Linked DNA regions of Homo sapiens: all the other regions are linked to region 5. A link is a contact called in ENCODE Hi-C or POLR2A ChIA-PET data. All regions are on one chromosome and are shown on one strand. Each heading gives the region's core, a stretch centred on a gene start or an enhancer-like site at or near the end of the contact. The rest is flanking DNA. Distances are from core to core; before and after follow the strand shown. Region 1 overlaps LINC01934 (long intergenic non-protein coding RNA 1934). Region 2 has its middle 17 kb from the start of LINC01934. Region 3 has its middle 390 kb from the start of MIR548AE1. Region 4 overlaps CERKL (CERK like autophagy regulator). Region 5 holds the start of DNAJC10 (DnaJ heat shock protein family (Hsp40) member C10).

Evidence for each region. Hi-C counts contacts between places; a loop is a spot of excess contacts on that map. ChIA-PET counts read pairs that join two places held with the same protein, here RNA polymerase II (POLR2A). Pooled maps may share reads with other maps.
Region 1: a map of B cell shows a loop between it and region 5 (21-fold over the local background). The contact joins the enhancer-like site here to the promoter of DNAJC10 in region 5. A Hi-C loop is called at or near these places in 2 of 168 maps with a recorded cell type or tissue (B cell and OCI-LY7), 2 of 37 single-sample maps with no recorded cell type and 7 of 50 pooled maps. POLR2A ChIA-PET finds 5 or more read pairs at or near these places in 1 of 52 experiments (B cell).
Region 2: a loop to region 5 is called in a pooled map, with 2.9 times the contacts of the local background. The contact joins the enhancer-like site here to the promoter of DNAJC10 in region 5. A Hi-C loop is called at or near these places in 2 of 50 pooled maps.
Region 3: a loop to region 5 is called in a map with no recorded cell type, with 4 times the contacts of the local background. The contact joins the enhancer-like site here to the promoter of DNAJC10 in region 5. A Hi-C loop is called at or near these places in 1 of 168 maps with a recorded cell type or tissue (psoas muscle), 4 of 37 single-sample maps with no recorded cell type and 3 of 50 pooled maps.
Region 4: a loop to region 5 is called in a pooled map, with 5 times the contacts of the local background. The contact joins the enhancer-like site here to the promoter of DNAJC10 in region 5. A Hi-C loop is called at or near these places in 4 of 37 single-sample maps with no recorded cell type and 2 of 50 pooled maps.

Annotation. Positions count from the first base shown.
Region 1 is chr2:181,310,635-181,313,334 of GRCh38, forward strand. The region is part of intron 3 of LINC01934 (long intergenic non-protein coding RNA 1934); the gene reads left to right. Among named protein-coding and RNA genes, the nearest start is that of MIR4437, 6.3 kb to the left of the region's middle. RefSeq lists an enhancer at 2,234-2,283. Within about 2 kb of position 1,402, at least 7 of the 41 ENCODE cell types and tissues checked have a DNase peak (open chromatin) inside an H3K27ac peak, as active enhancers do; they include B cell and OCI-LY7, where a contact is called at or near this core.
Region 2 is chr2:181,105,689-181,108,388 of GRCh38, forward strand. No RefSeq gene overlaps it. Among named protein-coding and RNA genes, the nearest start is that of LINC01934, 17 kb to the right of the region's middle. RefSeq lists an enhancer at 1,287-1,788. Within about 2 kb of position 1,308, at least 5 of the 41 ENCODE cell types and tissues checked have a DNase peak (open chromatin) inside an H3K27ac peak, as active enhancers do.
Region 3 is chr2:183,991,762-183,994,461 of GRCh38, forward strand. No RefSeq gene overlaps it. Among named protein-coding and RNA genes, the nearest start is that of MIR548AE1, 390 kb to the right of the region's middle. Within about 2 kb of position 1,395, at least 2 of the 41 ENCODE cell types and tissues checked have a DNase peak (open chromatin) inside an H3K27ac peak, as active enhancers do.
Region 4 is chr2:181,585,351-181,588,050 of GRCh38, forward strand. The region is part of intron 2 of CERKL (CERK like autophagy regulator); the gene reads right to left. Among named protein-coding and RNA genes, the nearest start is that of CERKL, 70 kb to the right of the region's middle. Within about 2 kb of position 1,446, at least 2 of the 41 ENCODE cell types and tissues checked have a DNase peak (open chromatin) inside an H3K27ac peak, as active enhancers do.
Region 5 is chr2:182,714,834-182,717,533 of GRCh38, forward strand. It overlaps DNAJC10 (DnaJ heat shock protein family (Hsp40) member C10), which reads left to right and starts at 1,424. Exons shown (of 24, transcript NM_018981.4): 1 at 1,424-1,650; 2 at 2,183-2,239. It also overlaps a transcript of PDE1A not described here. RefSeq lists enhancers at 907-1,056, 1,077-1,146, 1,491-2,095 and a silencer at 1,657-1,816.

The sequences.
Region 1 (2,700 bases), core at 152-2,651, 1.4 Mb before region 5:
ACTGTACACTTAAAAAGGTATAAAATGTTATATTTGTTTTAGTTCAATTAAAATTTTATAAAATGAAAAAAGAAAACTAATTCATAACATGGATGTATTAATTTATTATTTATTACCAAAATTGCATTTTATAAAGAAAAATAGCAATCTATGTTATAACCAAAGATACTCTGAAAAAAAAATCAGGTTAAAATATGGAAAAATATTTCAAACAAAAATATGTGAAAAAATGAAAAGTACAATAAAAATATCAACATGCGTTTTTATGAAGCTAGACAAGTTTATTTTAAAGTTTATGCAGAAAAATACATACACAAGAATAGGGCCTGGCATGGTGGCTTATGCCTATAATCCCAGCACTTTGCGAGGCCTTGGTGAGAGGACTGCTTGAGCCCAGGAGTTTATGACCAGCCTAGGCAACATTAGTGAGGCCCTGTCTCTACAAAACATTAAAAAAAATAATAATAACCAAGTGTGGTCCCAGTTACTCAGGAGGCTGAGGCAGGAGAATCACTTGAGCCTGGGAGGTCAAGGTTGCAGTGAGCCAGGCAGTGAGCACTCCAGCAGGCTGGGTGACAGAGTGAGGCCCTGTTTCAAAAAAAAAAAAAAAAAAAAAAAAACACTAAAAAGAAAAGCTGTAAGTGGGAACTAGTTATAACAAATGTTAAAACCTAGTATAAATCTTTTATACTTAAATCTTTTTATACTATAAATCTTTTAAACAGTGTGTCACCAGCTCATGATAAAAAGACTGATGAGTGGAACTGAATGGAAATTCTAGAAATAGATCCAGGTACATATTGAACTTGGGTATGTATGTGCATATCTGTACATTTACATCTATTTCCAAGTTCTCTGCCAAACCTGAAAACCCATTTTTGGGGATTTCTCTCCTGCACTGACTTGGTGTTACTGTCCTGGCAGGTGAACCTTGATTTTATTCCATGCTTCTAGTGATAGATTTTACCAGCATTGTTCATTACAACTTTCTGTATTGATGGAAATGTTCTAAAATCCGGGCTGTCCATTAGGGAAGCCACTGTCCATATGTGACTATTGAGCCTTTGAATTAGGCCAATGTGTGACTGAGAAACTTAGTTTTAAATTCTATTTAATTTGAATTAATTTATGTTTAAATAGTCATACAAGGTGTGTGGGGACGCTACTGGATGATCCTGCCCTATACTCTAAGCTCCTCCAGGAGAGGTCCAAGTCTGTTTAGTTCACATCAATGTCTAGTACAGTGCCTGAGGGATGACTAGTCTTTTTATTTCCAATCCGTATTAATTCTATTACATATGTATAGTAGGAGGGCTGGTTGCACCCTGATGTTCAGCTCCAAACCAGAAGATTAAATGCCCCAGTGCTGGATGTAGATGCTTAGAAGAAGCAGAAGCAGCTGCTAAGGGTGGGGCGTGATCAGGGAGGAGAACTGCAGCTTGTAATCGGTATTTCTTGCAAAGGCTTTTCCCTCTGCAAAAGTTCACTCTAATTTACATAAACCTCGGAGTATTGTTTTTAGATAATAGGGAGTAAAAAACAAAAGCAGACATAAATATATTTATCCACCTGCCTCAAGAAAATGATAGCTTTCTTAAAATAGTATTTTCAGCCTTTCTCTGGAGAAATATGTCTTTGAGGAAACATACACTCTCAATGGTTTAAGTAAACACGTCTCAGGAAAGCAGAACATCAGATGGAGGGCTCAACAGCAACAAAAGGAGGAAATCAGAATTTTATAAGAATTTCTGGTAATCTAAAGATTGTTTAAATCAGATCTTCATAGACAATTTTGGGCAAAGTCAAATAAAATGTTAATGCTGGTATAGAGAGAGCAAATGTTCTATGGGGCCATAAATGACTGACTGGACTTTCAGCTTTCCCAGTCCCTCAGCCGAGTAAGGAAAGCTACTCAACTTCTCTGATCATTAGCTCGTTTATCCGCAAAAGAGAATTGTATTGGGTAAGTGTGGTTTGCGGGGATGGAAATGTGGGTCAATGGTCAGCAGAGGTGAATTCCCCTCTACTAGTGTTTCCTGTCACACTATAGCTACCCCAAAGAGGTTGTCGTACAGGGTTAAACAATGTGAGAGCTGGAGAAGGTTCTAGAAATCACCCAATCAAATGAGGAAATCGACTAAAGAGGCAAAGACAAAAGTGATACCAGCAGCAGACTCTAAAAAAAGAACATGGCAAAAGTCACCAGGCTCACACCTGCTCCATGCTCTGGGTCACCATCTTCGAAATCAGGACTCTGCTGAAAGTTCAGAGATGCTAACACTCAAGTGCATATTTCAAGTACAGCTTTCTCACGCTGTGATTTCCATTATTTGTTTTTCTTTAGTTTGTTAAGTGTGTTGCCAGAGTGATGAGATTTCTTTATTCGAGCAAGTGATTACAATCACTTTACATTAAAAAAAAAAAAAGTCTCAACATTATATAGTAGGAAGACCAGCTTTTTGCTCAGTCTTCTACAGTTTTCTCTCTTTCAATGAGGCACTTTGGCGTATCTTAAATTTCAATGAACACAAACAACTTTCAGGGTTTTCTTTCTTTCTTTCTTTCTTTCTTTCTTTCTTTCTTTCTTTCTTTCTTTCTTTCTTTCTTTCTCTCTCTCTCTCTCTCTCTCTCTCTTTCTTTCTTTCTTTCTTTCTTTCTTTCTTTCTTTCTTTCTTTCTTTCTTTCTCTTTCTCTCTCTCT
Region 2 (2,700 bases), core at 58-2,557, 1.6 Mb before region 5:
ATGAGTCAGTTATTTTTGGATAAGTGTTGATGCATATCACCTCATTCTCATAGGGATTGAGGGTTCTACATACCATTTTTATTAGCATTCCCTGGGTTAGAAAATACTGTTGGCATTTTAGCTAAGTTGTCTTACAGGTTTTGATGATAATAGGGCTTTCTTACCATTTAACTTGTAGTCTTCCTAATGAAATTCTATGATTTGGTATCTTTTAACATTAAACTTGAAGACTTCATTTAAGGCATTTGGTGTTTAACTAAAAGCAAAATGGCTTCTTTGTACCTGTTTACACATTAGGAAAAAAAACAAAAAATGAGCACAGACTCCAACTCCATGGAAGAACACTGTTAAAAGAAGCATCTCTTAGATGATGAAAGCATTATAGCACTGTTCCAGTAAATAGCACCAACTGCAGCTGATTCTTTGGTTTTATTAGGAAAGATAGCACATTTTGTGATCTGCAACGTTTAAATCAATTGAACTATAGTGAAATCTCTCCCCTGAAATATCTATTACACAGCTTGCAACCTTTTGTTTAAGAGATTAAGTTTGCATCTCCTCATATTATCTCCTTGTAATTGGAAAACTTTCATTTTGACAGAGAAAATGTGCCAGTATCCCTGTGAGCCTTGCCACAAGCCAATGCAGAATGCCATCTGGAGGATGCATGCCCAAGTCATGCAACAGCCTCCTGTCGGGATGTATCAGGAACTTTGCAACAGAACAACTAATAACATCTTAAGCTCCATTTGTCTAGCTCGCTAGTCCTCTTGGCAGAGGTCATACCAGCAGTGGTTTTGTTGATTTGCTGCATCAAATGTAATTAGGCTAAAGCACTCACTGACAGAGCCTCTGATAATGGCATAAAAGCCTCAGGCTTAAATTTACCCATTGAGTCAAATTTAAGTGGATCAACAAAGACATACTAATTTCATCACTAGAACAGTAAAACAATTATTTTTAAAGGTGCTTATTTGGGACAACAAGATTTTCCTTTCTTTGGATCTCATAATTGTTTTATTTTAATTTTAATTTTAATTTAATTTAATTTATTTTATTTTACTTTTTAGTCGCTGGCTTCCAATGAAGTGGTTGATGTCTCTGACTAGGAAAGACAGTTTCATGTGTACACAAGCCATATATCCCTTCTGAATCTTACTCTCAAGTACCCTGTGGAAAATGATGAGATGTTTTTGTCAGGTTATATCCAAATAACTTTGAACTCTACCAGTTGCATACTCATAAGGGTAGCAGTAACATTATTACTGACCTTTTAACCCTTGCTTACTGGAAAACTCCAGTTGTACCAGTGGCCTCTTTATAAATGAGTCACTTTCAGGCTATGACTAAGATGAAGAAAGCATTACTTAGGGTTAAATTTAGGTCAAGTCTGGGCCCAGAGCACAAGACAGGCTTTAGTTGTTGTTAAGAGCCATAAGAAAACTATGAAAAGCATTTCTGCCTTATGCAGAGAAGAAACAATTCAACAGAAATAAGGTTTAACAGTTTCCTGCATAAATATTGTAAAGCAAGTCAGCAGGGGTCTGTGTTAGAGTGAGAGAGAGCTTGCAGGTGGTCTCAGCAGGAAGGAAGCACTTCCCTGGAATGCCTATATGGATGATCTGGATGAAGCTTTTTAAGAATTAGCAAAGAAATTAAGTATGATGGAATAAACAAGATAATAATAATATGTGAAATGTACTCTTTTAATTCATTTCTAAATTTTCTCTTGTGTTCACTGGTTTTCAAATATACCACCAGCACTAGAACTCCTAAGAAATCACTCTGAAATTTCCAGGGCATGGCAATGATTTCTGAGGATTTTGTACCTCATCGTGGAATTTGACTTAGTTTGAGTTCTAGGTATACTGCTTTTGATGATAGCAATAGGCACACGTGAGAATGAGGTTAAGTAAGTGTTTATTTGAGGATTTAATATTGTACACACTCTAGGAGTAAAGCAATTATCATGCTGTTAATTTCATATTCATGTATGGCTTATTTATTTGCTGTTTACCTCTCTGCATAATGAAAATGCCATGGAAATCTGCTTCTTCTAGCACTCTAATTTTAAATGAAGCTAAATGTTATGTATAATTTCAAGATACAGATTGCTAATTTCATTCTATTTTAAATACTGTATGCATGAGAAGCTTCTATGTTCTTGCAGAATCCATCTTTAACCAGAATCGAAGCATAATTTTCTAAGTAATTATGGAATAGTTAATACATTAAAATATGAATCAGGAGCATCATAGGCATATTTTGAACCATATAGTTTTCTAAACCTATATATATATGTATGTGTGTGTGTGTGTGTGTGTGTGTGTGTGTATTCCCTATCTCAGAGTCAACACCTTAGTTACTTTTCTGACAAATAAAATATAGTCATAACATAATCTCTCTTATTGCTCCTACTGATAAATTATTTGCATCTGGCTTACTTGTAATTTGGTGGCAAAATCAATGTTTGGTGAAATGATTCTGAAAACTTCAGGGGCACTATAGTTTTCATTTATTTACATGATATGCTATTTTTAAAGAACCAGTCATTGCCAGAATTCTACGTTAGTTCATCTTCTGAGAATATAATGGGAAAAAAAAGAAAGAAAGAAGTTCATATCTAATGTACATGGAGTTTTCTTCTCCAGTCTGATAATTCACTCAAGTAACATGCCTCAGATTTCACTTCCAGGCCCA
Region 3 (2,700 bases), core at 145-2,644, 1.3 Mb after region 5:
CCTAGGATGAAGTACAGGGGCAAGATCTTGGCTCACTGCAACCTCCACCTCCCAGGTTCAAGAGATGCTCCTGCCTCAGACTCCTGAGTAGCTGAGATTACAGGAATGCACCACTACGCCTGGCTAATTTTTAGTATTTTTAGTAGAGACAGGGTTTCATCATGTTGTCCAGGTTGGTCTCGAACTCCTGACCTCAGATGATCCACCTGCCTTGGCCTCCCAAAGTGCTGGGATTACAGGAGTGAGCCACAGCACCCAGCCTAAATTGTATTTTGAAATTCCTTAAGTGAGTTTTTTAAGCCTAGAAATTCTGATTCATTTCTTTTTAAGATGTTTATCTCTTCCTTCATTTCCTGGATTGCTTTAGGAGTGTCTTTGTTTGATTATCAACCTTGTCTTGGATCTCATTCAGCTTCCTTGCAATCCATGGCTTGAATTATTTGTCATTTCTGAGTTTCCATTTCAGTTAGGGTGCATTGCTGAAGAGCTAGTACAATCCTTTCTTGGTGTCACTGCATTCAGATCTTTCATTTGGCCAGAATTCTTGCACTGGTTTCTTCTCATCTGGAGATCCTGGCACCTCTAAGTTTTGTAATTATTTTTATGTGGGTAGGATTTTTTCTTTTTCTTCCTTTCCCTACAATGTTATTATTATTTTCTTCTTTCTCTTTCCTTTCCTCTCTATTTCTAGGAGTTGTAAGGCATGCTGGTAGGGTCTCTTGGCTTTGTTTCTATAGCGCTATGCATTTCTTTCAGCAGATTTTATATTAGGCTGTGGAGTTTGACATGTAAGCCCATGGATGGTGCTTATTGGTAAGAACAGACTGTGGCCAACGTGGCTGGGTATATACATAATCCTTATTTACTGGCAGCTCTCTGTTGCCTCAGGCATTGGGATGATTTGTGGAGTATACAGTAGTTTGAGCTCCCTGTTGTGCCCTAGGAGCAAGAGACTGAAGGGTGGGACCAAAACAGACAGGTTGACCTATGGGTCCCCCATGCCAGGCAGAGGCACCAGCAACAAGGGGAGAATCCAGTGAGTAGCCACCAAGCACCCAAAGGTGTACCTAGGTGTGGAGGTAGGAAGCCACCTACTTCAGCTCCAAGTTCTCTGCACAGGAGTAAGGGATGGCCTAGATTTCTAATCTAGTAGAGTGGGTGCTCCAGATGTCTGGAGATCTGCCTGGGCATGTAGCAGAGTGGGTCCTGCTGCACCAATATTTCTGCACAGGAGGGGCTGGGCAACTCAGACTGCTGATTCAGGTGATCTTGTGCTCCAAATGTCTCGAAATATGCCTTGGTTTGGAGTGGAGAAGGCCTCACTACACCATAATCTACATTTGGGAAAAGTGGGGCAGCTCAGGCTGCTGAATCAGGCAAACAGGTGCTTCACAAGTCTGGAGATCAGCCTGGGCATGGAGCAATGAGGGCCTCTTTGCATCAGAAACTCTGCACAGAAGGGTGGGGCAGGTCAGATTGCTGATCCAGATGAGCAGTTCTCTGAATGACTGGATTTCTGCCTGAGCGTGGAGCAGAAATGATCCCCCAGCACCAAGCAACTCAGGCTGCTGGACTAAACAAGCAGGTGCTCTGAATGCCTGGAAATCTGCCTGGTTGTGTAGTAGAAAGGATTCCCCTGTGGCTGGATCTCTGCACAGGAAGGGTGGGACAGCTCAGCATGCTGATTCAGTCAAGGTAGTACTCCAAATGTATAGGATCTGCCTGGGAATGGAATAGAGAGGGCCCCCCACACCACAATTTATGTCCAGGAATGGTAGTGTGGCTCAAGCTGCTGAACCAGGGTAACAGGTGTTATGGATGCCTTGATATCTGCCTGGGCATGGAGCATAGAGCCCCACTGCACAATCTATGTCCAGGAAGGGTTGGGTAGCTCAGGCTGCTGGTCCAGGCAAGAACATGGTCCAAATTCCTGGATTTCTCTCTGGGGGTAGAGCAGAGGGGAGCCTCTACTGCACCATGATTTCCAAGGAGCAGCATGGGCTACTCAGCAAAGTCACACACAGATGAGTTCCATGTCACCAAACTGGGCCTTGGTGCAAGTCTTGTTACCCAGGAGAAACCACAGCCGTAGGAGTTCTCTTCCTGCCCTAGGCCTGCTACAGGGAGGGCACAATTTTAGCCATACTGCTGAGGCACTTTCTGGCTGTGGAAGTCCCTACCCCACTCCAAAGCAGATACTCTAATCTCTGGTCTGAGACTAAAATGTTTGCACAGCCACACTGCCAGGTAACCAAGGAATGAATAATGAAATAATGAAAGCATCATTATCTGCAAGTAATGTGATTTTATATGTAAAAATTTCAAGACTCTACAGCAAAACTATTGAAATTGTTAAGTTAATGTATCAAGTTGCTGGGCTCCATTATGTATTACAATATGTTATATGTTTATACACCAGCAATAAATTTGGAACTTGAGAAAATAAGGTATTTTGATTTTGCCAAAAAATCAAAATATATAAATTACCTAAGAATAAATCTAATTAAACATGTACAAGACCTCTAAACCGAAAACTACAAAATATATTGGGGAGTAAAGTAGAAAAGTATCTTCATTATTTTGGGTTAAAAATTTTTCCTAAATGGGACAGAAAACTACTAATCATGAAGGAAAAAAATTACAAATTAAACTATGTGAAAATGAAAAACCTATACTTACCGAAAAATGTCATTTACTGAG
Region 4 (2,700 bases), core at 196-2,695, 1.1 Mb before region 5:
TATAAAGCTGCGATTTCAACTGCATTAAAGAAAACAAAAGCACAACACTGCAAAACAATCATTTAAGCAAAAAGCTTCTCTTTAAATTGGTATTTTATAAAGGAAGTCTAAAATTACAACTATTTCTATTAATTCCTAAAATAAGACAAAAATACTTAATAAAGAACCAGAGTTATCAAAGTTAAGTTTTCTGATAGGTATCTAGATCCCTTAGAAAAAATATTTAGCATGAAAAAACAAGCAACCCCTTATTACTGCCAAGTTTTAAAAACAAAAAAGCAATTCAGTCTCTATCTCATGTCTACTCCTTATATCTACAAACTTAAAGTCAATAGAAAAATCATATTTGAGAACTGGTAAAAAATCTTTTCTAAATTAAAACTCTAAATTAATAGTAGCATTGAAAATAAACACCGACCCTTTTGCTCAGAACTTAAATCAGTTTGCCTTCCAGAAACAAGTCATCAGTGATAAAATCAGACAGTGGACCTGAAAGCAGCAGCCCGTATGACACTAGTTTGTTTTGAAAAGCAAGCCCATTGCCTTATCCTAGACTTGAACTCAGAGTGCTGTCTCTCATCCCCATCGGGGCACAGAGCTTCATCATCTCACAAGAGAAAGGAAAATGCAAAAAAGCAGGTGGCCCAGGGGATGACAACCAGTAAGGAAAGATGAAGCCAAGACAAAATTCACCCTATGAAACTGCCAAATGATGCAGTAAACCTATCTCCCATGAAAGGAACTGTAACAATAAGATGACCTTAGTCACTAGGTTAGGAAGGTAAGAAAAAAAAGCCTTTAGATTGCAAGAAAATTGATAAAAAGGGAACAGCTTAATTTTTTTCATGAGAAAACAGACACACATCCTAACCCTCTTGACTAAACAATTAACATTTTTAGGTGACCTAGAAATAAAGTATAATGTAAGGACTTATGTAAAGTCATTAGGTACAAATAACTCTCTGGAAAACATTTTTAAAATGCTCCAACACAAGGCATCAGGTAGTCATGACCTTGCTCTGCTCTCATCCAATTATGACAAACTGTTTAATATGAAAGCTATATTGAGACACCTAAATCCCCTAAACTCCTTGAAAAAAAAAGATGAATTTCAAAGTGGTAATTATCACTTATTCATAACTTGACAACAGTGTAAGCATCCCCCAAGTAGACAATCCAAGATTAAAATATAGGTATAATTCAACATTAATATGCAACTGACTTGGTTCTCAGTCCTTTGGTAACTTCCCAATTCATACTCTAGAGTACAGACCTTTTTAGCACGCCAGTTTGCAATGAACCAGCAATGTAAAACAGAATGGCCAACTGTTCCTCTGTTGGTAACAAATGTGCTAATATATACTAGTTTAAACTTGATCTATCAGTGAGTCAATGAACCGTGAAGGGTGGGGGTTAATCAGGGTGTTCTCCAAACAAAGGCTCATGAGAGCGGCAGGGACGCCACTCCCAGACTCACATCTGTGCTGTTTTGAGTGCAGCATGATGGAAATGGCATGGTGTTCATCAAAGTTAAGAGCCCAGAACCTTGTCATACTCTTGTGTATATTCACCACTATTTTACACAGAAAAGCAACCAAGTTGTTGCAAAGATAAAACCCAAACACAGGAAATAGAAACCTCAGTTAACCACAAGTCTCAGGAGCTATTAATATTAAACTATGCCCAGTTAATGTGTAACAGTGATGGTAAAAGCCTTTCCTACATAAGATTTGACAACTTTCCAGTAGAGGTCTGAGTTAGAGATATTTTATATTGGCAATTTATATTAAAATGCATCAATTTCACCTTATTATCCACAAAAGCTTATAGATGCAGATCTTTACATACACAGATGAAAATAATTTTAATGCCGTAAGTCAAAGTAAAAACAAAGCCATGTAACTTCTAAATTTACATGCAGCCCAGCAATGTAAACATATCTCTGTTTCTAATAGCTAAAACTGACTGAACAGTAATTAGCAGAATCACCTGCTGCCGGAATAATCACCTCAATACTTCAGAATTTAAATGATAAAAGAGCTAAGACTATTTAAATAGAGAGCAAGAGAACAGCGAAGAAGAAAAATTCAGCCAAATGTGTCATCCATATATCTTTATCATTTTTTATCCTGATATAATGAATTTTTACTCATTTTAGAAGATGCTATAGAGTAGACCTATTTAACTATATCACTTTTCCTAATTAAAAATCCAGACTAAAAAGAGATATACGTAACTGGCTTTAGGAAATTCTTTTTCCCTACTCTACATAGAAGTCAACCACAAAATTAGTTAAAATAATTAGCATTTAAATACAATTAACCTCATAAAAAATCCAATTCAAATGATAGTTGTATATTTAATCCTTCATGAACTAGAAAATTATAAAATTATTAGAGAACACTTTTATGAATATGTTTTACCTTAATGATTTTATCAATTAAAAAGCTTTTTCAAAGTATCCTTTCTGGATCATATGTAAGTAATTAGGTGTGGCTTTTAAGATAAATTTTTAGTTATTTGCAGGGCCTCCAAAAAAAATAATTTTTAGCATTCCAAGAACATATGTTCCATTATAAAGAGTCGTGAAAAGACTTGTGTACTATATGTTGAAGACCAATTAGAGAGTTTAAAATTTTTAATTAAAAATAAACTGTATATTTATCATGTACATCATGTTGTTTTGAAATATATATACAT
Region 5 (2,700 bases), core at 174-2,673:
CAAGCGTGAGCCACCACACCCGGCCCACCACCTCTTAAAGCATTTACCCTATTTGTCTAACATTCTCCTGTTCTTTCTCCAGTTTTGTATGCTTTGCATCCTCTCTCCAATAGCTGCCAGGATGATCTAAAATACAATCTCAGTCTCTTTTTTAAAAGCTTCCTCATCACCTAAGAGATAGAAATCTATGTCTTCATCTTGGTATAAAAACCTGTCTGTGATCTGGTCCCTGCTTCATCTTCCAGTTTTCTGTTTGTTTTTCAATTTACTTTAAGATTTTGTTACAGTGTGTAACAAAATGGTTACACACTGTGTCATAATGCTTAACATCATAGTCTCTGAAGCCAGGTTGCTTAGATGTGAATCCTAGCTCTCAAATATTTGCCTCAGTTTCCTCAAATGGGAAATAGATATAGGAGCCACTATCTTGTAAGATTATTTGGAGGACTAAATGAGTTACTACATGTGTGCTTAGACCAGTTCCTGAGACATATTAACTACTATTACATCAGGCTGCTTCTAATGTTTGCCTTTGTTCATTCTACTTCCTCTTCTTTCCTACCAAGTATTAGCTTAGCCATAGATCCTGTGTAGTTTTCCAAGTTTTTAGAAGCTGACACTTGATTTACTCCCCGAAACTGTTACCAATCACAACTTATTTCATGTTAGGGTTGATGTTATAAGCAGGTATCCTCTAGGCTCGGTTTTCTCTTTTAAATATAGAAAATGTAGTAAATATAACCACTTCAATTGTTATATTGCTGTGGGACAAAATGCAGTTCCTGTACCATAGCAGTAGGAGATCAAGGTAAGAGAGAACAACGATAACTCCCCAGTTTCTAGCTTGTATGACTCAGAATCCAGAAAATATTGTAGAAGTCTCAAATGCTTGTTGATACACACGCTTACACAAAATTGTAAATGTTTTAATTTCCTTCAAGTTTCCTACTGCCTCTTCAGTCCGCTAGCCTGATACTGCAATCAGTGTCGCTTCAGGCAACTTCTCCTTTCTCCGCCAAATTTCGCCTTTCGGTCTCACCCACCCATCACCCAGACAAATCCTCCAAAGCTCCGTCTTCCCTTTAAAAGACTCTCAGGGAACTCAACCCCAAAACCCACCCTCTGGGTTTCCCCGTCACCCTGGCAACGGAAGCAGGAAGAGGCGGGCTTCGCCATCCACCCTCCCCGCCCGCGGCAGGCGCCGGCCGCATTGGTGAGGGGGCGCGGGCTGCTTGGCCAGGGCAGTTCCCTCAGCTCCGGGTTGGAGCCGGAGCCGGAGCCGGATCCCGCGCACACCGCCACGTCAACCTAAACCTACACCGCCCTCTCCACCCCACCGCCGCAGCGCCCGCTGGGCCCGCAGCGGGTCTCCCCAGGCAGCGTCCTCCACGCCTTTCCCACAATGCTCCGCGCCAGGCCCCGCCCCGGCTCGCCGTGGAGACCGGCGCGTGAGGAACCTACCGGTACCGGCCGCGCGCTGGTAGTCGCCGGTGTGGCTGCACCTCACCAATCCCGTGCGCCGCGGCTGGGCCGTCGGAGAGTGCGTGTGCTTCTCTCCTGCACGCGGTGCTTGGGCTCGGCCAGGCGGGGTCCGCCGCCAGGGTTTGAGGATGGGGGAGTAGCTACAGGAAGCGACCCCGCGATGGCAAGGTGGGCATGGGCCCGGGGCTAGGGCTTTGCTGGAGCCGGTGGTGGCCTGGGCCCTCCGGTCAGGGAGGGGCGGAATGGCTGAGCGCCTGAACCTCCCTTCCTGTGCGCTCTTAAGACCTGGATATTGTGTTCTCGCTCCCCACCTTCCTCCTCCCTGTTATTCACACCACCCTTCCTCTGCCCAGCGATTCCCTCTCAGTTACTTACACTTTCTCCCTAAGTCCGACCTGAGACTTCAGACACCAGCAACACTTAACAGCCCTGTTCCCCCGTGTCTTCATCTTTACCCCTCTCCCCTCTCCCACTCTGCAGTGATGGCAATGCGAAAGCTTGCGCCTTGCATTTACCTGGCGCTTCCACCTGCCCGGTAGCTCGGGCCACGGGCAGTTCGGCCACACCCACGCTGAGAACAACCCCTGGGCGAGAAACATCTTATCCCAAAGTGTTGATTGAGACTATGCCCTCTCTTTTTCTGATGGTTGTTTTCTTGTTTGGATACTTGTTAATCTCTACATCATTATATTTTTCAAAGGTATATTTTTGTGGAATGAAAAGGAAGTATTAGAAATGAGCTGAAGACCATTCACAGGTAAAGAGAAAAATTTTTAAATATACATTTAGGATTAAATGAAAAACAGAAATGAGGTGCGAGGAGCGTTAGATTTTTCAAAGCATTACGATCTCTTTGGAACTAAAATATAGTGGTTGAAATGTGATATGATGAAGTAATGATTGTTTTTGCCCTGCAGAGAGTATGTCTAAATAACCGATTCCCTTCTCTTTTTGTGTTTTGTTTCTACTTACACCAAACATGAACTTTGCAATAAAATTACACTGGTAACTTACAATTGTTTTTCTACTATTTTTAAAAAATGGCCTCTACTTAAATTCAGTATAAGCACCTTCTGAGGAAACTCCGGGAAGAAGATCGACTGCTGTGTAGATTGTCTATTATAACAATATATTTCACTGTCATTTCTGGTAGGGTTATATGAGAAGTAAAAAACCCTATGTTTCCTTCTAGTCCCTCCCAAGGACATTTCCTACAAG